Regions from separate parts of the Homo sapiens genome. Here all the other regions are linked to region 1. The links are chromatin loops, found by intact Hi-C in ENCODE. Cell type or tissue: endothelial cell of umbilical vein. All regions are shown on one strand.

Region 1 (8,000 bases):
ATTAACATCAGCATAAAATCCACTACATTTTATTTTACTAAGCAACTTTTCTATTGTGATGAATGACATAATGAACAGTCAAGAGATAACCTAAAAGTTAGAAGACATCCTTCAGATATGTTTATTCATTCAACAAATATTTATACTCATTTGTAAAGAGCCTAGAAATCTTACCTTGCTTTATTTAACTTTTCCCTATAATATTAAGCCTAATATGCAGCACGTGGAATATTCTTTTTAATCTCATGGCTCAGATGCTGTTCTTAGCCTCCCCAAATGTATATCCCGAAGTCCTCAATCAAAATTTCTTCAGGCCACATGTAAAGTGAGGAGAGATGTTGTGAAAACTGTCTCCTATGGAAACCGTATTACAGCTTTGTGTCTTTATGTGTAACCAGGAACAACATTCACTTACACAAATTGAAATTTTATGAGTAACACATTGTACTATGGGTCATGAATTTTATGTGATTTATAGCTTTGGATCTTCAGCTGAAGGTTTTACAATGTTTTATTTGTTAAACATTTTTTTCTGTTAATCTATTTTATGGAGTGTATCTTTGTAAATAGAGCTGCTATGATATTCTTCCCATTTTATTTCCCCTCATTTGCTTGCATATATAAACAAAAGGAAGATAGAGAACTATGAAATGGCAGGGCTGCTTGGATGCCTGAGTGATTGTGAAATGCTAGACTTAAGGATGTTGCTAGGAAGCTGCTGCGGCTCTCTCACTGTAAATTAGCCACTCATTACAGCCAGTCAGATAAACAACCTTGCATGGGATGACTGGGGGGTTTTCAGCTCTTTACATTATTTGCTGAAGATTGCTTTCCTACCCACATTTCCTTCGATTTGATTAAAATGCATATATTTCTCTTACTATCTTATCTTGTCATGCAGTTCTAAAGTGTGCTGCTAAGAAATCATCACATAGAATCACAGAAAGGATGATTTTATGATGGAGGAATATTCATCCCATATTTTCTTCATTTCTTTTAGCTTTTTCTTAGAATGGGTTTTTTTCAGTCTCCATAACCAAGAAGTATTTCTTTGTATCTCTCACCCAGGAGAGTTGTCTGTAGTTTAGTCAAAATTATTCCGTTTAAGCCTTGGTGTTGCTACCAATGTGAAGTTGATAGGTCAGTAGAGCTAGTCTCTCTCTCTCAATTCTCTAATCTTAGCAATGGTAATGATGGTATTTCCTGCATACTCCACCTCAACAGCTCATTCTCAGAGTCAGGTAAAATGTCACAGGAAAAGGGATTTTGAAAAACATATAGTACTGAGAAAATGAAAGATACCATAATGATGTTTCTGTTTTGTTTTGTTTTAGTTAACCCTCTAAACTATGATACTGTTCAATAGAATTTTCTGCCATGACCAAAGAAACACTTGAAAATGTGGCTATGAGCATGTTAAATTTGGTGGATGTAAGGAACTAAATATTTAAGTTTATTTAATTTTAACTAATTTAAATTTAAATGGGAACGTATAGGTAGAGGCTACCATGTCAGACAACAGAGCTGTAAGGCATTACATTTTTTTTAGTTACTACACACTAAGACTGTTTTTAAACACTTGAAAGTAATCAACCACTAACCTAATAATTTAGGTAAGTCCAGAAGAGATAAGAATTAATGAGACCTAGATTTCTAGACTTCTCTGGGGTAGACTATCTTAAATATATGTGTGTTTATATATATATATATGCTAATATATGCTATCTTAAAAACCTCTGAGATTAAGAAAGTAATTTATTAATGACTATATTGTCAGTAACTATATTTTATAACTATATTGTTAATAAAACAACTCCATATAGTTGACTTATATCATGAGAATACATATACACACATAAATAAAGTCTATTTATATAGTATATTCTGTCAGGTTCAGTGATTTTACTGTGGAATAGTTCATCAGTGAGTCAAAAAACTTAGATACAAGGTCTTACCTAGGATGCTTTTGTACATGACCTTGGTTGATTTACTCTTCTCCCAAAACACCATCAGTGATAAAATAAAATCTTGACTCTTCAGCTTGGCCTTCACAATCTACCTTCTTCTCTACATTTTTTCATCTTCTGTCACTCCATAACCCACAGTAGGCAACTCATCTATTTTTCAGCTTTTTCACATGTTCAATGAATAATTATCAAGAACATACTATGTACAATACATTTTGCTAGATACTAAGGATACACCAATGAACAAAATACCATGTCTGCCACTCATGGAAAATAGTAGAAAATATTGATAAAAATTGCATAATATTATGGACGATATTAGATTCGAATTATATGACATAAAAGTTGTGATTGGAAATTACAACTGGGGCACTGGTTTGGTTTGTGAGAGTCCCAGAAAGTCTTCTCTTTGAGTGTGACAGTTAGTCCTAAAGGTTAAAAGCATTTAGCCAGGATGGAACATTTAGGGGAGAAACGCGACATGACTGTCTTATGGTGCTACCTCTGCCTTTAGCCCTCCCCTTCACATGGTGAAATAGTTTGTTTGTCTCATCAAACTCCCATATTGCTACCTTTGAAAAACAGTCCAAGAACCTTCATCACTGCTAACCTATCTCTGTCATAGCATCTAAGTCTGACAAATTATAATTGCTTGTATTTATGGCAGTCTCCTCTCCAGACTTTGAGTCCCTCTAGAGAAACATGCTTTGTATTTATATCCTCTAGCATTTATTTATTGTGGGGCCCTGAATAAATGTGAGGAATAAAAAATAAATAACAAACTCCCTTCCCTTTCAGAGTTCAAATTAAAAAAGGGAAACAGCTTTGAAATAAATTTTTGTTACTCTACTTGATCCATGCTACAAGAGAGACCTGCCAAACTGCAATAGAATAATGAATAACAGCTTTTAGGGGTAGGAGTAGTCAGAAAAATAAGAAGCAGGTATCCAAATAAATATTTTGTATAGTCTGATAAAATCTACTCCATGATTATTTTAAAAAGAGCTACTAGAATAAAGATTGGTAAAAACAGCACAAATATAGTAAGGCAAATGTAATAAAAAGTAAAGATGAATGGAATCAGTGTCTATGGAAATAGATCTACTGTCAATATTATTGTGTCCATCAAAGACAGCCCTTAACTGTTGCTAACTAAATTTATAGCATGGGCAATCACTAACGTGAACCTGTTTCCTCTTCTATAAAATGCAGAGTGTGGATGGATGTGAGCAATGTTTTCTAAAGAATATTCCATATGGCTTCCTAGAATGTTAATACTAAAAAAAATGTTGGAAGCTCTGAATTCCGTATAATTCATTAGGTTTCTTTAGATTAGGACTTCCCAGAATCTATCATAGGCTAATAAACAGTGTGGCTTACTTGAGGGGCCCATCATACACTTTTCTCAAATCTATTTGAAACATGAAACCTGTGAATCATTTATGTATACAGTTACAATTTACAATAACATAAATAAAAGGAAAAGAATACGGTGCTATGAAATAGAATAACCCACTTTAGATTGGGTGGTCTGGGTACACCTCTCTGAGATCTGAAGTGTGAGATGAAGGATGAAAAGAAATCACAGAGAGGAAGGGACAAGCATTTCAGAAAGAGGAAGCAGTACGTGCATACCCCTGATGATGAAAAGTAACTTGGTTCATTCATTTTAGGTGCTGAAAGGTCACAGCGGTTTGAGCATCTGAAGCTCTGGGTCAGAAAAAGCCAAGTGGCAGAGGTAGATGTAAGCATGGGGCACACTAAGACAGTGCTGCAGTGTTCATAGTTAATCAAGGCATGACTTCATTGAGAAAGTCTTGATAAGAAAGAAAAAGGTCAGCTGAATCAAACAGTGTGCTTACTGATATGATTGATTTTTCCATGTGTCATCAGTACGTTATGTCATAGCAAATCTGTAACAACAGTTCATATTCTGGTACTTTAAGTAAAACTCCAGGAACCTGGACTTAATTCTGAGTGCAATGGAAAGCTACTGAGTTTAAGCAGAAAAGTGATATTCATTCTGAAAAAAAAAAAATCACTTTGAAGGTGTTAAAAACCAGAGATGGATGTTTCTGCCCTCACATTGCTTATGCCTGCATATATACAATGTAATGTTGCCCATTCTGTTGACAAATTTGACTGTACTTATGTCCAGTGAGAAATAAAATGGGAGTAAGAGATTCTCCTTTTCACAGTTTTAATGTCCCTTACACATTTTTAAAAGTGGGTATACAGGGCTCAATATCACCATTTTAATACTCTAATTTTTCATCCTTCCCTTTCATTTTTGGTCATACTATTTCTATTCTACCCCAAAGTGAAATGAATAGAAGACTTTTGGGCAGAATCTATTAGAGAATATCTCTTCTTTCTCTTAACTGTTCTACACTAAAATTATTCTAAAGAATGAATTTTAATTCTTCTATTCCTTGCAACACAAACTCTGAGTTTGGAAAGCTATATTTCCTTCTGTCTTATCATTCAATATACTTTCCCATACCCTGGAAGCAAAATATGAAGTGTTCAAGGACTGTGCTCCTTTCTCTTGAATGCTGTGAAGTTTCTTTACTAAGAGTAGCCCATTTAGAACTGTGTGCAGCACCATCTTGTGACAAATGAAGTAACTGCTTTTAGTGAAGAGCATGTGCACATTAGTGTCTGATCTGCATAATTCAACACCAAATTTAGAGGTTTTTATAAAATCAGTGAGCAGTGAGGAGCGGATATGGTATCTTGGCATTTCATGTTATTTTTCCATCAGAACTTGAAGTAAAAAATTGAAAACAATAACATTTGAATTATTCAATGCTAAAAATGTTCTCTAAAAAGTTATATCCCACTTTTACTAAAAAAAATTATATTAATGAAAAAGTAAGCTAGAGGTTAATGATGCACTTAAATATTTAATATCTCCAGGCTAAAGTTTGTAGATACTGAATCATAATCACTTTATGCTGGTGACATCGCAAGTGATGACCTTTTCCCAAGAGCCCTGCTCCACAAGCAAGATAAGTATTTAGTCTTGTGGCCAGGTGTGGTGGTTCACACCTGTAGTCCCAGGAATTTGTGAGGCAGAGGCTGGCAGATTGAGCCCTGAAGGGCAAGGCTGCAGTGAGCTGCGATAGTGCCACCGAGTGACAGAGCGAGATCCTCTCCCCAAGTTACTCTCTTCATTTTCAATGTACAATTTATAGTCAGCACACAGTTATTCTCAACTAGACATAACACATTGCTTTATGGAATAGAGGAATTTTCTGTGTATATGACTGGGAACACAAAGTCCTGATTTATTATCATGGCCCTTGCTCTGCTTAGCACCTTTGTCTGGAAAACATCTCCAAAAAACATAGAAACTTTTGAATTCTATAGAAGGGAAATATTTTCTTTATAAAATAGTGGAAAAATATTTTCTGCTAAATATTATTGAATGGTATGCATTATGTGAAATAGTGTTATTTGTAGATGTTGCTCTTTTAGTCATAAAGTTCTCAAATGCTGATTTAAGGATCCAGCTTGTTTGGACCTCACACAGAAAATTGAATAAAAATAGGTTAGCACTTCTAACTTAATAAATCTTTTAGTGAGTATGCTCAAGAAGGAAGAGAGACTTCAGATTATGCAAAATGTTGACCATAGAAGCAAGGAACAATCACAGCATTTCTCCATTGTTTCCCTTTTCTGGTGAAGTAGAATAAACCCCTGATTAAATAAATTCAACTGCTGACATTCAAATGCACACTTAAATGTTATAATTTTTTAAATTTCAATAGCTTTTGGGGTACGAGTGGTTTTGGTTACATGAATGAAATATATAGTGGTGAATTCTGAGATTTTAATGCACCTGTCACCCGAGTAGTGTACGTTTTACCCAATATGTAGTTTCTTCTTCCATAACTCCTTCCCACCCTGTCCCTTCTGAGTCTCCGAAGTCCATTATGTCACTCTGTATGCATTTGCATACTCATAGCTTAGCTCCCGCTTATAAGTGAGTACATATGATATTTGGTTTTCCATTCTTGAGTTACTTCACCAAGAATAATGGCCTCAGTTACATCCAAGTTGCTGCAAAAGGCATTATTTCATTCTTTTTATGGCTGAATAGTATTTCATGGTGTATATATACCACATTTTCTTTATCTACTCATTGGTCAATGGGCACTCAGGCTGGTTCCATATCTTTGCAACTGTGAATTGTGCTGCAATAAATGTACACATGTATGTGACTTTTTTATGCAATGACCTTTTTTCCTTTGGGTAGGAAAAGTACATCTACCATTCAATCCAGTAATTCCACTACTCCTCTTTATTTTTTGGCCGTACAATCCCTCTGGGTAGTGGAATTACTGGATTGAATGGTAGATGTACTTTTAGTTCTTTAAAGAATCTTTGTACTCTTTTCCATAGAGGTTGTACTAATTTACATTCCCAACAGCAGTGTGTAAGGGTTCTGCTTTCACCACATCCCTGACAACATCTATTGTTTTTTGGCCAATGGCCATTCTTACAGGAATAAGTCGTATCTCATTGCGGTTTTAATTTGCACTTCCTTGATGATTACTGATGTTGAGTATTTTTTATATGTTTATTGGCCACTTGTATATCTTCTTTTGAGAAGTGTCTATTCATGTTCTTTGCCCAGTTTTTGATGGGATTAAATGTATTTTTCTTGCTGATTTGTTTGAGTTCCTTCTAGATTCTGGATACTAGTCCTTTGTCAGATGCATACTTTTCAAATATTTTCTCCCATTCTTCATGAGAAGAAACAATCATGAGAGAAAGCTCTTTAGTTTAATTAGGTCCCATTTATTTATGCTCTTGTTGTATTTGCTTTTGGGATTTCAGTCATAAATTCTTTGCCTAGGCCAATGTCCAGAAGAGGTTTTCCAACGTTATATTTTCATGGTTCCAGGTCTTACATTTAATTCTTTAATTCATCTTGGGTTGATTTTTATATAAGGTGAGAGATGAGGATCCAGTTTCATTCTTCTACATGTGGCTAGCTAGTTCTACATGTGGCTAGCTAGCATTTAATAAATAAATACCCAATTTATTTATGTATTATTTATTAAATATTTAATACCCTATTTAACATTTAATAATTTAATATTTAATATTTAATTTAATATTTAATAAATACCCTATTTATTAAATAGGATATCCTTTTCCCAATTTATGTTTTTGTATGCTTTGTTAAAGACCAGTTGGTTGTAAGCATTTGGGTTTATTTCTGGGTTCTCTATTTTGTTCCATTGGTCTATGTGCCTACTTTATACTAGTACCCTGCTGTTTTGGTAACCCTAGCCTTGTAGTATAATTTGAAGTCCAGTAATGTGATGTCTCCAGAATTTTTGCTTAGAATTGCTTTGGCTATTCAGGCTCTTTTTTGCTTCCATATGAATTTTGGACTTTTGTTTCTAATTCTGTGAAAAATGATATTGGTATTTTGATGGGAATTGCATTGAATGTGTAGAGCACTTTGGGCAATATGATCACTTTCACAATATTGATTCTTCCAATCCATGAGCATAGGATGTGTTCACATTTGTTTTTGTCATCTATTATTTCTTTCAGCAGTGTTTTTTAGTTTTCCATGTAGAGATCATTCACTCCTTGGTTAAATATATTCCTAGGTATTTTATTTCTTTTGTAGCTGTTATAAAAGGGATTGAGGAATTGGTTTGATTTGCAGCTTGGTCGTTGTTGGCGCCTAGTAGTGCTACTGATATATACTGATATATACATCGATTTCTTAACCTGAGACTTTACTGCAGTCATTTATCAAATCTAGGAGTCCTTTGGAGGAGTCTTTAGGGATTTTTAGGTATACGATCATATTGTTAAACAGTGATAGTTTGACTTTTTTCAATTTGAATGCCCTTTATTTATTTCTCTTGCCTGATTTCTCTGGCTAGGATTTCCAGTACTGTATTGAAACAAAATAGTGAAAGTGGGCATCCTCATCTTGTTTCAGTTCTCAGGGGAATGCTTTTGATTTTTCCCCATTCAATATAATGTCAACTGTGGGTTTGC
Region 2 (8,000 bases), 530 kb before region 1:
TGCCATGGTGGCAGGGATGGAGATTATGAATAAGCTTAGTAACATGGACTTTCATTCACCAAGGCTGACCTGATTGTGGCCATTGCTGAGTGCCTAATCTGTTAGCAGCAGAGACCAACAGAGTCCACCATTCACTGCTGGTGATCAGCCAGCTACCTGGTGCTAGGTTGATTATATTGGACCACTTCTGCCATGGAGGGAATATCATTTTGTTCTTACTGAAATAGACAGTGTAGATATGAATTTGCCTTCTCTGCATACAATGCGTCTGCAAAAACTACCATCCATAGATTTCTAGAATGCCTTATCCAGCATCATGGTATTAGACACAGGATTGCTTCTGATGCAGCTGGTTTGATAGAATGGTGGAATGGCCTTTTGAAGACTCAGCTACAGCACCAGCTATGTAACAATACCTTGCAGGGCTGAGGTGAAGTTCTCCATAAAACTGTATATGTCTGAATTATCTTCCAGCATATTGTGCTGCTTCTCCTATAGCCAGGATTTATGGGTCAGGAATGAAGGATGGAAATCAGAGTGGAACCACTCAGTATTACTCCTAGTGACCCATTAGCAAAATTTTTGCTTCCTGTTCCTACCACCTTATGCTTTGCTGACCTAGAGGTCTTAGTTCCAAAGGGAGGGATGCTTCCATTAGGAGACACAACATGATTCCATTGAGCTGGAAGTTAAGACTGCTATCCAGCAACTTTGGACTCCTCATGCCTCTGAATCAACAGGAAAATAAGGGATTTACTGTGCTGGCAGGGGTGAGTGATCCTGACTACCAGTGGGAAATTGAACTGCTACTCCACAATGGAGGTAAGGAAGAGGATTCCTGGAACACAGGAGATCCCTAAGGTTGATTAAGATCAATGGAAAATGACAACAACCCAATCTAGACAGGACTGCTAACAGCCTAAGTCATTCAGGAATACAGGTTTGGGTCATCTACCAGATAAAGGACCACACGCAGCTGAGGTGTTTGCTGAAGGCCAAGGAAATACAGAATGAGTAGTGGGAGAAGATAGTTATAAATAGCAGCTCGGACCATGTGACCAGTTATGGAAATTAGGAGTATTTCCTCCTTAGCTTGTTCTGAATATGTGTGTGTGTGTGTGTGCATAGATAGATAAATGATAGATGATAGATAGATAGATAGATAGATAGATAGATAGATACATAGATTTACCATAAGAAATTGACTCATACAATTATGGAAGCTGAGACGTCTAAGATCTGCTGCCAGCAGGCTGTATACGTCCCTTTGTTTTCTTTCCTTTCCTGTTCCCTTTTCATGTAACATAACATGTATTGACTTTATATCATATAATTTGTTTATTTATTTATTTATTTATTTTGAGACAGAGTTTCACTCTTGTTGCCCAGGCTGGAGTGCAATGGTGCCATCTCAGCTCACTGAAACCTCTGTCTCCTGGGTTCAAGTGATTCTCCTGCCTCAACCTCCTGAATAGCTGGAATTACAGGCATGTGTCACCATGCCCGGCTAATTTTGTATTTTTACTAGCGATGGGGTTTCACCATGTTGGCCACGCTGATCTCAAACTCCTGACCTCAAGTGATCTGCCTGCCTCAGCCTCCCAAGTGCTGGGATTACAGGTGGGAGCCACCATGCCCAGCTATATCATAGTATTTAAGTATTGTTAATTTTACATCTCAGTACTTAAGTTATAGGATATCAAGGATAAGAGTAAACACCCCTTAAGGACTTTGCCTCCTCTTCTGGGGAAGGGGTTGGTGCATTTTCAGTTCTGTGCAGGGTAGTTTTATCACGTTAGATGTTATTTTCTTTATTTGGAGATAAAATATGTTTAAGAAGATGCATATGAGTGCCAAACTGGCGAGGAGTAGATTTGTGATGGTTAAACTTTTGTGTCAACTTGACTGGGCCAAGGGGTACCCAGAAAAATCATAATTTCTGGGTGTGTCTGTGAGGGTGTTTCTGGATGAAATTAACATTTGAACTAGTAAACTGAGTAAAGCAGATTGCCCTTCCCAATGTGGTTGGGCCTCATCCAAATCTGCTGAAAGACCTGAGTAGAATAAAAGGCTGAGTAAGAAAGAATTCTTTCTCTCTGTCTTTGAATGGGGACATTGGTCTATTTCTGTTTTCGAACTCACACGGAAACTTATGCATCAGCTGTCTTGGTCCTCAGGCCTTCAAAATCAGACAGGAACTTACATCATCTGCTCACCTGGTTTTCAGGCCTTCAAACTTGACCTGGAACTATACCATCGGCTCTCCAGAGTCTCTAGCTTGCTGACTGCAAATTTTGGACTTCTCAGCCTCCGTAATTATGTGAGCCAACTCCTATGGCAAATTTATCTATCTGGATGTCTGTGTATCTATCCATCTACCTATCTATCTATTTATCTGTCTATCAATCAATCACCTACCTATCTCCTATGGCTTCTGTTTCTCTAGAGAACCCAGACTAATACAGATTTGAAAGGAAAAAAATGGATCTTAGTATATCCAGATTTTCTAAAACATGATCCTTTATGTTGATAGAAATTGTGTGCTTTTTTTGACATAAGATGCAGAGGAATAATAGTATCAGGATATTTTTTAAAAACTGCAAACAGACCAGTTTCTGTTTCCTACAGGAACTACTTTGTAGATCCTTTTAGAACAGCCTGAGTGAGATATTGGGGGTGTTGAATGGTAGAAAGCATTGATTTGGGTTGATATCAAATATATTTTTTTAAACAGGGGAACCTTCTCTTCCATCCCACTACACTACTACACTCTGCATAAAGTCACCTTTTGTGGAGGACAAAGGTCTCTGCAAAATATTTTGAGGGAAAAGATAAGAAGGGTATATTTGTATTGGATATAGATCTTCTACCTATATATCTGTATAGGTTGAAGAAAAGAAAAGAATAAAATACTTTAAATATAGATTTTGCTGTTACAGACCGGAAATGATGAATGCAGAAAGCTGAGGATCCAAAGCTGTCAGAAAAATCTGACTTAGCCTCATTAGATATTTAAGAAATAAAACATAAATAGATCACAGCAGAAAGGCTTTCATTTCTGAGGGACTGCTAGGCACAGATTTTGTGCATCTTCTCTGTTAACTGGGTCATCATTGATTAAAGAGTTTTTCTAGTGCACTTGGCATACTCATTCAGTATTAAACTGAACTCAATTCAACTGAACTCATGGGGCTCCAGCAGAGGGCGTGATTCACAAATGCTGGAGCAGGGGACTCTAGCAGAATATGTCTAGAAAAGCAAAGATGGATCTGGAATTTCCAGACTATTTCAACCTTTTCCTTTAGCAGCGTGCTATATTCAGGTAATCAGTAATTCAAGCTAATATGAAAGAACAATGAGAAGCAGTAAGCTGTATTTTTGGAGAGATATTAATTATTGTATAAAATATTTTAAAATATTCACTGGAATGGGGTTTTAAAAATAAATTGCGTTTTTCTTTAAAATGCATGGAATGTGTCTTCTTTTATCAACATTAGCTGCCTTATTGATATTGAGTCCAGAAGCTGAGGGAAGAAAAATAAACATTTTTTAAAAATGCCAAGTTTACAGCATATCTTAGGGAAGAAAAGTGACTGTAGTGAGCAAGTATCTATAGCTTGATAAGAGTTTTTAATAATGAATTCTAAACATCAGTAAATAAAACACCATTGAATAATAATGAACTTTGCTCCTTAGGTAAGTGTCTTAAAATACATATTTTGCACTTAAAACATCCAGATGTCAAAAATATTCAGGGACTATAGGGAAACTGATTGAGATGTTTAGGAATTAACCCCCATCATCAAGACCGCTTGGCCCCTTCTGATCTCAGAACAGCTTTCATAAAAATATTCTACTGTGAGTGCATGTCAGGGGTCTTCATGTCCAAGATAGGTTGAACTTCACGATGACTAGAATAAAACATTTCCCATAAGCGCTTCCTCTCTCCCATCTCCTGACTCAAGACCCCAACATTTGGTCTTGATGTTTCTGAGGACTATGGGTTTGAGTTGTTAGTTTTAACCTATAAGTATTTGGCCTTCAGCCCTGACTCTCTCCTACTGTGCATAGGAAGGAAACCAAAAACATTCAGCTCACATTGAGCAGTAATGCTTAACATATTAAAGGCAAAGTGATACTTTTAATGGTAATTTTTGATAATGTTATTGATGGTAGCGATGATGATGATGAAGGACAACTCTAACAAATAGAAAAAAAAAAAGAACAGAAGAGAGCATAAAAAGTACCCAATAGAATGGCAATAGGCTAGATATGTTTGAACTGAGACCCTAGACCTCAATGAAAACAGAATAATTTCAATCTCAATTACATCTATCAATGTATCTAGTTCCTGGGATTTTTTTCTTCCCTGGGAGAAGACACACTTTCAAATTCCACTTTATGAGAGTACTAAACAATTGCAGAGGCAGCAGCTCTGAGCATTCCTTTGAAGTATGTACTAAAGAGGCATTTCAAGCACTGCTAAGAGTATGCTGCACCATCATTAAAAGCCAACATTAAAATTCAGAAATCAAAGGCATGTTTACACCAGGCTAAACCATTTTTTTCTTACACATTAAAAGAACATCAAGCTATCCAAAATGATTTAGTGAAAAAGTTCTTTTTTTTCTTGTTTACCCATCAACTAAGAAAGCACTGGGCCAATGTTATTCTAGTTATCTCAGCATTTTTAGCATTCTCTTTGTATAAATTTTTTAAAAGGGCAAACTTCACATATACAATATCATACTTGGTATAAGAAATAGACTATTTGAGGAAACCAAAATTATACTTAAAACATACTAGGAAGAAAATAATGGTTATTGCTCTCCAAGATAGAATGGAATATGAGGTGCACTGATTTCTAATTCCAAACTGAATCCCATTTTTCCCTATGGCCTTAAGTTTTAATTGCCATTAGATTTCTCTATCCTACTTTTTCATATTTTATAAAGAGTTCTTGTAAATGACATGCTGTGGTGGCTGTGGAAATGTCCTGCTCAGATCTTCATAAAAACCTCCTGTGGGAGGGTAGTTGATCAACAATTTCTAGCTGCTCCCCTCCTGAGCACTGAGGCCACACATCCTATAAGCTGCTCCCAGACAATGGTCAAGCACAGCAGGGTAGAACCAGTCCATGCCTGCTCAAAGTGACGCCTCCTCTAATGAACGCATTTTCTTTGAAGCGCCCTCCACCACCTTAGTGTGCCCAAGAGTTTTTCAGAACAGTTCTGCAGTCTGAAGGAGTCCTTCCTTCCCAGTCCTTCCTTTTCTTTTCATTCTTTCTTCACAGTCATGATGTTTCCATCTCGGTCTGAAGGCTCTTCCTTCAAAGGCAATACACCCGCAAATCCCTTGGACATCCAATCCTGTCCTGGTGTCTACTCAGAGGACCCAAACTGACACAGAGAGTGGTCTGAGAAAACAGGTGACAAGAAGGGGGTTGTGGGGACTGGATCATTCCCTCTCCAGTTGGCAAATAAAGTACCATACTGGACTTAGCAAGATGTCTGGCTTTTGAACAGAAATCTTCATATCACCAGCGATGAGAGAGAATTAAATATGGGCGATGATGAGAAGGGCAAGAAGATTTTTGTTCAGAAGTTCTTCCTGGTTTAGTCTTGGGAGGGTGTATGTGTCCAGGAATTTATCCATTTCTTCTAGATTTTCTAGTTTATTTCCTTGGAGGTGTTTATAGTATTCTCTGATGGTAGTTTGTATTTCTGTGGTATGTCTTGTGACTTTTTTTATGTGTGCCATGATTTAATAGATCTCATACATCAGAATTCTGATCATGAATGACTGACAGAATATTTTTCTTGGGCAGTCCTGACTTAACTAAGACTGGCTTGTGGTTAAATTAATATGTTTGGTTTTTTGAACGTTAATAGTAATTCTGATTCAGTAAATGCTATCGCTGTTTTCGTCTTCTGAAGATATGACTGGACTTTGTTAATAATGTTCAACTTTCCACAAAGACGGTGCATGCCATCTTAAAATCTATTAGAGATTGGTTTTATATTCAGATGTATATACTTGTTATATGACTATATTTAAATACTGGGGAAATCCCCCCTTTTTCTCAGAACCAAGCAAGACTCATTTGTGTTTTGTGTTATTTGCCTCCTAAAGGCTGGGCTGAAGATAAGGTGGCAAAGTCTACTTTATCTTTTTGGTTTTAACTATACCAACCTAATTAGAATTTCCTGTATCTAAAATGGTTCCTTGGCCAGGTGTGGTGGCTCATGCCTGTAGTCCTAGCAGTTTGGGAGTCCAAAGTGGGTGGATCATTTGAGGTCAGGAGTTCAAGATCAACCTGGCCAATATGGTGAAACCTCATCTCTACTAAAAACACAAAAATTAGCCAAGTGTGTTAGCACATGCCTGTAATCCCAGCTACTCAACAGGCTGAGGCAGGAGAATCGCTTGAACCCAGGAGGTGGAGGTTGCAGTGAGCCGAGATCGCACACCACTGACCTCCAGCCTGGGCAACAGAACAAGACTCTGTCTGGAAAAAAAAAAAAAGTTTCTCGTACTTATTGAAAGGCATTTTAGTGTGGTGTGTGTGTAATATCAAATAAAGAATATTTAACACTTGAAAAGGAAATACATCATCTGAAACGCAAAGCATAGATAATTTCTGAATAAGGTGGCAGCCCAATTGCTGCTGATTTCAGGAGTGATGACTTAGGAGAAGTCCCCAGGGAGAGGAATGTCCTTGGTGTGAGGATCAAGGCATTTGAAAGACACAGAGTGCACAATGCCTGTAAGGACAGCAGAACTGACTATTTACTACTAAGTTGAAGTGTTGCTTTATAGAGGTATAACGATAAATGATAAGGAAGTTGACAAATTCGTAAAGTTAGCTGTGATAGCCAGAGGCCCTTTGTGGTAGTTTAGGAAGAAGCCCTTACTCCCTGCAATGGAAGAGCTGATAGTTGCTGAGAAGCAGACCCGGGGTTTCATAGTGAGAACTACAGAGGCTCCAGAGACATTTTAACGTTCAGCAAAGACAGTACAGGTTTCCCTTAAGGTTAGGGCTGTGGTTAGGATCTCTGGAACCCTACCAGATAGAATTGGAACACCTGAGTCAACGCTGACCGGGATGGCTTTAAAACCCCTGAGGTCCTCTCATAATCCAGGAAAGTCTTTCTTGAGGACTTAGAAGCCACTCTTTTGACATGTAATTTCGAGGAAAGATAGTGCACCTATCTTTCAGTTTCTGTGTGCGAATGGGAGCCTAACTTTTATGGGCACCAATTAGCAAACATGGATGGCCTAATAATTGAGAAAAAACATTTGCAAACTCAGGATTAGCACATCCCACTGATCAACCGCCCAACCCCCACCCCATGTCCTCCAGCACTTTTCCAGTAGATCATCCCAGTTCTGAAAATTCCTCCTTCTCTTTGTTTCAATAGAGTTGACTTCAGACGACCTCTCTCTTCTGTTTTAGCAGCTTTGAATAATGTCTTCTTTGCCTTCCAGTGCAATTTTTACTTTGACCATATCCCTGAGAATTGTGGCTTTTCAGACCCCTCTGACCCTCAGAATTTGCAAAAGGGAGAAGGCTGTCCCTCCCTAGTAAGAGCTAGTACTGCTCCCCCACAGGAAAAAGCTACAGAGCAGCCTCTCCTTTGCAAGACGACAGGTGACCTTCTCAAGAGTTGCCCCTCCTGCCTATCCTGATTATAAAGCTGAAAACTGTGACTGAATTCTAGCACAATCTAACTGGAGACATGCTGGGCTGATAAGGGAGAAATGAGTTTATAAACTGAAGGAGTTTCAGGTATATGCTACAATGTACAAACAGTAGCCAAGGGATCACCCCTGGGGTTAGGTTTGAGGGTGCTTGATCACGGAAGCCAGAGTGAAAGACTGAATAAGAACAATGGACTTGGCAGCACTTTTTTTGAGACATTTTATTTTATACCCTGGTAAGGACCCCAGAATACAGAACAAACTTTCTGCTAAGAGTGGCTCTTAAAAGCCAGGAATAA
Region 3 (8,000 bases), 460 kb before region 1:
ACTATAATCTGTTTTTCTCCTTAGAAACAAAAATGCAAAATAGAATTTTAAGAAGTGATTGAAAATTCTGTTTGTTTGTATGTACCTCTGCCTACTATCTCCAGCAAGGTTTTAAAATTTAAAGATATTTGTTTCTTTTCAGGCATTTCCTAGTTTATCATTGAGACTTGTCTCAAGAATTTCCTAAGTTTGATATTTGAATATAAGAATCCATATTCCCATACAGACATTACAAATTTGTGCAATAAATTATGCAGTAGGGGTATAGTACTAATATTGTTGTCAGATTTGAGAAGAAATTTTGATGCAAAAAGAAGGAAGATAAGGCAAGTGTTTCCCTGATTTTGCTGGGGAGAAGTTTCTCTAGTAAGTTTTTGAAATCGTTGATATTTGTCTTCCGCCAGAGAGAGTGAACTTTTCGGTCACACCGATCTGGTTTTGACTCCCAACCCACTCTTTAGCAACTGTACACTGCTTTTCTCATTTGAAAACAATGGGAGTCAGTAATGCCTACCTCATAAAATTGTGATTATGAGGAGTGAGATATGTAGGAGCCCAGTAACTTACTCTTCTTCCTCTTGTGATATTATTTGCCACATCACCACTCTTCTCATGGGCTTTACTGTCAACAGCTGTTTCTTACTGTCTTTGAGCTTAAATAGTCTTTGACAATGAATTTAACTCTATTCTCTTCTCAAGGTATCCCCACTCTTCTCAAGGGCTTTACTGTCAACAGCTGTTTCTTACTGTCTTTGAGCTTAAATAGTCTTTGACAATGAATTTAACTCTATTCTCTTCTCAAGGTATCCCCACTCTTCTCAAGGGCTTTACTGTCAACAGCTGTTTCTTACTGTCTTTGAGCTTAAATAGTCTTTGACAATGAATTTAACTCTATTCTCTTCTCAAGGTATCCCCACTCTTCTCAAGGGCTTTACTGTCAACAGCTGTTTCTTACTGTCTTTGAGCTTAAATAGTCTTTGACAATGAATTTAACTCTATTCTCTTCTAAATCTAGATGTGTTCAAACCTACAGTTCTACTTAGAGTCTTTTTTCTTCATAAATGCGTCCCTATCCCATTAGGAGTTTATTAGCCAGTTGGATAGAGTTATACTAATGGGTGAACAGTTGATAATCATTTCACGATCCTAAGATATCTACATATTTCTTAAGGATATGTATAAAAACACAATTATTCTTAATCTGGTGGAATTTTAACCAATATAATAACCACATGAAGTGAAACACATAAACATTGTGTGGGAAACCATTTGAGGACAGGAAATCCACCCTCAGGGTAGCTAGGATCAAGTCTTGCAAAGGATTTAACTTTTCCCCCATTTCTTCACTTTTTCAATTTCGTCGGTAGCAGGTTCTCTAAAGCCACAAGGAATTTTTATATATATTCCAGTGGTAGTAGGATCCCTTCCCGAGAATAGGGAACAAGAAAGAAATTGTTAATAGTTAGTCAATTGTATATCAGATGTGTATAAGTTAGAAACGGCTATTTAGGAAAATGTGTTCCTAACTTATAGACATCTGATATACAATTGACTAATTGAACTGAATGCTGTTAAACAACCAGTCATCAAGGAATTGCTAGTAACCCACAGGACTGGATTTGTGGAAACAGAATAGTTATGTTTCTGAATATTTTCTTTATTTTATGTAGAAGAAACCCAGATGGTGTAGTTAGTGTTAAAAAAAACTTCTTAAAAGAATAATTTTAAAAATGTAAAGGTAATGTGAGTAGGATGTAAAATGATGGACATGTATAAAGTAGATTAAAATGCATAACCTACATAATGAGTCAGATTAGTCAATTGATTATAAACAAAAGAAAGCTGTCATACTTTTTGATGGGATTCTATAATCCAATTCATAATTTTTAGTATGACATTGAATGGAAGACATTAATTTCATCAATTGGAAAATCACAATTTACTATTTTCAAAGATAAACCTTAATTATTAGACACTAATATTCAATCAATTTATATTTATTAAATTAAAATAATTTTAATTCAAGAGCAAACTCACAATGAACAAAAATAGCTACATTATAAAAATGATTTATTATCTATGTTTCAAAATCGTCCATCCTTTGTTTTGTCAACTTTGGTTTTACCTGATGCGATTTTTAGTTCTATTCCTCTTCTGGAAAAGTTGAGAAATGTGTACAGAATATAAAATAGCATAATAAGAAGAAAGAAACAAAGCTAGAAATAAATTTAAGAAAAGACAGGTTTTTTTTCCATCTTGCCAATCTCTTTGAATAGAATTCTCATTTTGAAAGCCTGTGCAAGTGTTGTCAATATTTTAAATGCAAACAAATAACATTTTATAAGAAATATTAAAAAAGAAAACCAAATCCAGGGGACATTTACCTATGATGGAATCAGTCTAACATCTCTGCAAAACATGATTACATCTAAGGTTCTGTCTATGGAAATTTTAGGCAGTTAGAAATTAGGTGAATAATTCAAATGAATCTAGTTATTTGGAGTTATCACAACAAAACATCCGGTGCTGGATTAAATTCTGTATTCTTAACTTGGTATCTAAGTGTAGTGCAGAGATATATAGCCTCACATTTGGTTAGTTTCTGAAAAATGAATTAAATTAAAACACACAACAGATCTTTTCTTCTTGCTGGGCTGTATCTGCATATCATAAAATGTGATAAAACAAAAAATGGAGAGGTTTTGATAAGCTGGTTCTAAGAATCCGTATTTTAATATATCTTTTCCAGATACTTGAAACATGTATTTACTCATTTCTTTCTCTTGAAACAGACTTCAAGAAATAAAACATCAATTCTATTAAATTGAGCTAAATCTGCATAAAGGCAAACTTTTTTTTAACAAATAAAGTGTATTTAGGACTTTATTATCTGAGGCTGGATCTTAGGTAATTTCAAGACATCTAATAATTTCCACCACATTCTTTATTTTGCCTCTCAAAAGAGTTTTTTATTGGTCTGGTCTTTCCAAATATATCTCTTGTAATTCTCCTTCAAACACTTTACATGGAAGCCCTCTCAGTCCATTCACTCTGGCTCCCTTTGGTTTGGCTTTTTTCTTTCCAACTTTACTAAGCTCTCTTTTATCCCATCACTTTCTTGTATCTAAATTAAAGTTATCTGTAAAGGCCTAGCTCAGAAATCACCTGCTTCATGCATTTTTCCTCATTCTCCCATTCAGAAGTGACCTCTCCTATGTCTGGACTCTTGTAGCACATACTCTGTCGTTATTGGAAGCAAAGCCTATGTTTTCTCCTTGGTAACTTCCTTAAAAGCTTGTCCCGGAACCATGTTTGAACAATATTTAATGAATAAGTAATAATAATAATAATACATTAATACTTCTTTCCTTTAACCAATCAAAACATCTGAATGATTTAGTAGATAATTTCACTTTTTAAATCAAGCTTTGTGTTTTATACAAATCATAAATTTCTCAACAAGAAGTCCACTTGATATGGAAGCTTTTTTTCCATGTTCTTTGTCAAAGAAACTTTAGGGAGTCATTTTTTTTAGCTTTTAAAATCAGAGATAACTTTACTCTGTCATACTGTATAGAAAAAGGTGATCATTCAACTATATTTTTTAACCCCAATCTCCCAAAACACTGGTTTGATTGAAGGAAATATTTAATGAGAATACACTAACCATCAGAGATTATAAGCTTATGAATTTCAAAAAGTTCATAATCACAAATATTACATATATATTTAAAATGAAAGTGACAAAAGAAAATAATATGTAGAGTAACATTCTGTGGGAGCCAGCACTATTACAGACTCTAGAACTTGTCCTGATCCCATGTTTGTATGTAGGTAGTTGGAGAGCTCTGGGTTATATTTAAGTGTAATATATCTCTATTTTTTATGTTATTGAGGGAAATAATATTTTAAACACACTAAGTATAATCTTCCATAATTTTATAATTTCAAAATCAAAAATTTAGAAATATTCAACTTCTGCTTTATTCTTCCAACTCTTTTAATTAGAGTTTCAGAAACCAAGGACCTACTATGTGTGAATGTATTACACACCTGTGTATTACATATGAAAAAAGTTTATATAAACATTGAGAGGCTTTTCTTAGTAATAAGATACATCTTTGGGGCCATTTTTTATGAATTACATTTTTGTGTCTACTTTCTTTTTGAAATCTTAAGTGTATTACTAAGTACCAAGTAAAGGAAAGAGTGGATGCTATAAATATATGATAGAATCAGCTCACTCATAGAAAGGGTCCTGTGCCCTAAAAGAATAAATCTTAGAACGTTGAATCATTTTTGTAACTCAATTAATTGAGGGGGCATTTCAGGTAAACAAATGTTACCTTCTGTGATGCAATTCAATCTGTTTTAAATTATTCTTTGACCATTTCACTTTCTTTGGCTGTTAGATGGTTCAACATCATTGTGTTTTATTACTCCATTGTGGCTAACCTTAATTAAATCGGTAGTGTCTCTTTGACTGCACATCTGTCTTCAATTAGTTTGCTCTGTTGGCTTTTCTTCCCTCTACCACACAGTACTTAAATATGCAAAGCTATCACTGTACTTACCACATGATGGCAGCACTTTGCTCTGAGAGCACGGATTAAATTGTAGACTTCACTTTTACTACTTTTATATCACATCCAGTTATCTGAAATTTAAAAGGCAAGGTCTCTGCCTATCCTACTAAATTCCAAAAAATTAGTGTTTGGAATGTAAATAGGTTGCTGTCTATGATGTTCCATTATTGGTTTTATATCTTTGGTCCAGCACAGAGCTATTTCCAAATATTCTGAGGAGTAATTTATTATGTAGGTAGCTTGTACTTTCCCAAATTACTTGGTTAATACAGTAGTAAATATCTTCCTAGATACAGTCTCTAAAATTTTAAGATTAACCGAAATAAAAAGCAATCAATAATTTTGTTTATTCCAATACTTAATGATGGAACGGAAATAACTACCTAGCAGTTTTAGAAATCAAGTATTTGGGAATTTTTACCCCCTGTAGCTAGCTTTAATTTAGCTAGTATTTACTTCAGGTACCTTTCTCCTCTCTTTCTTTGTTTCTTTCTCTGTCCATCCCTCTTTCCTTTCCTTCTTCCCTCCTCCTGTCTCTGTCATCTACCTGTTGTTATTGCTGTTACTGTTTTTGTTTTTTGATATTTTTACTAAAGGGATTTTGCAGTTTTATCTCATGTTTTAATTTTCTTTTGAACGTGGACCTGAAAATTTCAGGTTTTAAGTGTCATTGTGCCAGCATTATTTGGAATGTTTTCCCTTGAATTATGTACAATCACACTTCATGTATGTTTTCTATTACAGTTCAGGGGTTCTAGTTTAAGAAGAGGTACTGCATCTTAAAAGTAATTTAGAAGTTTAATTTTTTTCCAAATCTACTTCAGTATAATTATTATCTATTTGGGAAAATCTAAAGCAAACTGGACACTAGAAAAATGGGCTAGCTTCAATAGAGCTATTTGTAGTTTTCACACACCACCAAATCACAAGTTTTCACAAATACAGGTGTTGAAACTCTGATATCTCTATCAGTCATTTGTAAGTCGTTAGGCATGGAAGTTGAAGGAAGGATGTCATTGACAATTTCTTTTTTAAATGACAAATTATTAGATGACTATTAGTCATTACAGATATATTTTATATATATATGTAAACAATATATCTATTATAAAGGTATGACAAGTCATGAGAAATGGAATGTTGCAGGCTTTTTTCTTATAAAAATAAAAATATTTCCCTTAAGATATGTCATATTCACATAGTAGCTCCTTTTAGAGAAGAAGATGAAGACGGGTTGCCTCCATTTGCTGTGTTCCAGAAAGATGGTAAATCTCGTATATTCACAGTTTTCTCTCTCCATGCACATTGGCCTTATGACTGAATTCTTAATGACATCTTAATGAACAATTTAGTTTGTTTATAATGATTCATTATCTGGCTTTATAGATAATAAGATCAATGATCACTTCAGGAAACAGAAGTAATCGTATAAAACAATGTAACAAATGAAAATGAAGTTAGCTTAACTAATAGCACGGTATAGAGGAATTTTTTCTTACATGAAAAAATACATGTTGGCTCCGTATACTATAATCCTTGCTTTTAAAAGGAAATCATAATGTTGCCTTTTAAGTAGGTCTTCCTTTTTTTGAGGGGTTTTTAGTTCAGAAGTGATTTTGGAAGAAACCACTTAAAATATAGTTTAAGTGAGAATTAAAATTGTATAGTAAATAATGAAAGAAAGTTTGACTAAGACATTATCATAGATGAAAATTAAGAAAGTAAATTCATTTTGTCTTTAATAAATTCAGGCCGTAATTCCAGCTATGTTCGAATAAATAGAATGAAAAAAGAATGTATCCAGTGCTGAGTTCCGGTTTGGTGCTATAAAATGCAAATACAATAATGATCTTTATCTTTAAAAGATTAATAGCATGGGGGATCATATGTGAAAGAAAAAACATTCAATTTTGAGCTACATCAAATTTTCATGGGCGATTTTTAATTTTTCAATCTTCCTTTTATTCTCTTTTGAAGCAGAAGCATTTTCTTTCTTGCTGTTTGCTTGCACTACACTTGCATTAGGCTGTCAGATAGGTATTTCCAACTGACAATTGGAGAAAAAAAAAACTCAAGCAGGAATAAAGACTACTGTAAAACATGCAGGTTTGTTTGAGTAAAAAGTCATTCTAAAAATAGTCATTTTGAAAAAAGTTCTTACATAATCCTGAAACTGTGAGAACTTACATCACGACTGCTTAGATAACAAGAATGCTGTCCTTAAATGGAATCCGAACATTTTGAAAATTCATTAAATTTTGCCCAAATGAAAAAGGTTGAGCACATTTCCAGTTTGTTTTCATATTATTCCAATTTGGTCAATGGCCACGAAGTAAAGAGGAAGTTTGGACAGTTATTTGATAAATGCACGTCTGGTCTCATGAGACCTAACCTCTCTAGCTAATGTCATTAATCTTTCTCCAAACAGATTATATTAATGATCTATTAATCTATAACAATCATTTCATCAATCTTTCTCCAAATAGATCCTTAAAAAATACTTTCTGTCTATATATAGATGGTTATATTGCAGTGGATTGTACAGGTTATGATAGAACCAGAGGCAGAACAAATAAATTATAATTAATTATATTTTCCAGATATTTTTAAACATGATGATGTTTGGTTGCACCTAAATGTAAATCAGTGACCAATTGCATTTTTCTTTTTCCTCTCAGTTGAAGATAGACAAAACTCACTTTTCTGACTCTTCATAATTTTTTCCAGATACCTTTAAATTGATTATTCAATAAATATTACTAGCATGAGAGATTCATGAAGACAGTAATATTTGTCTATTTTGTTTGCTGTAGTATCACCAACACCTTGAAGAGGTTCTGTGACATTATTTGCACTAAAAATAATATCAGCAAATGTATGTAAAAATGATGACCTAATAAAAGTAATTCAGATCATATTTTTCATAAATGATAAGCACGTTTGCAAATATCCTTTTGGCATTAAATATTTTGAAACTCATCAAATTATATACTTGAAATTGAGGATCAAGTATTTCGTAAGAAGCTTTCCATTTTTCCTCAAATTTGAATGAAAGTGATAATCTTCAGTTTTTCTATTGTTATGCCAATACAATTAATTTCCACTATATGGGATCAGTAATGTAGATAATGGAAGATGAAATTAATTGATAATTTATAAACAACTGTTTTTCTATAAATGTTACTTTCAAGATAAGAACAAAAAATTTTATTCTACCTTTATAACACTTCTGTCACTCTACTTCAGCTTGGAAGCAGCTTGATTAAAGCTGATAGGCAACTTATGAAATTTCAAAAGGAAAAAGTAACAATTACGGATGTGTAAATATAATTTAATCTATATCATTCCCAATAAAATAAAAAATTGCTATATAAATTGAAAAAATGTCATTTGTCAATCTTAATAATTATAAAT

The links. Hi-C counts contacts between places; a loop is a spot of excess contacts. Peaks named below come from ENCODE experiments on the same cell type or tissue, not always from the same donor. Only the 100,000 strongest peaks of a DNase experiment are listed, where the experiment ranks them.
Region 2: a loop joins it to region 1, with 22 times the contacts of the local background. A loop is called at or near these places in 9 of 110 quality-filtered maps.
Region 3: it touches region 1 in a loop (12-fold over the local background); 44 of 110 quality-filtered maps call a loop at or near these places.

Annotation. Positions count from the first base shown.
Region 1 is chr7:83,266,839-83,274,838 of GRCh38, forward strand. No RefSeq gene overlaps it. Among named protein-coding and RNA genes, the nearest start is that of PCLO, 110 kb to the left of the region's middle. In endothelial cell of umbilical vein, no CTCF peak of the experiment used is centred here; a DNase peak (open chromatin) is centred at 4,563.
Region 2 is chr7:82,737,241-82,745,240 of GRCh38, forward strand. No RefSeq gene overlaps it. Among named protein-coding and RNA genes, the nearest start is that of CACNA2D1, 300 kb to the left of the region's middle. In endothelial cell of umbilical vein, a CTCF peak has its summit at 3,204 (motif pointing right); a DNase peak (open chromatin) is centred at 3,221.
Region 3 is chr7:82,806,267-82,814,266 of GRCh38, forward strand. All of the region lies in intron 20 of PCLO (piccolo presynaptic cytomatrix protein), which reads right to left. Among named protein-coding and RNA genes, the nearest start is that of PCLO, 350 kb to the right of the region's middle. RefSeq lists an enhancer at 1-87. In endothelial cell of umbilical vein, a CTCF peak has its summit at 4,564 (motif pointing right); a DNase peak (open chromatin) is centred at 4,595.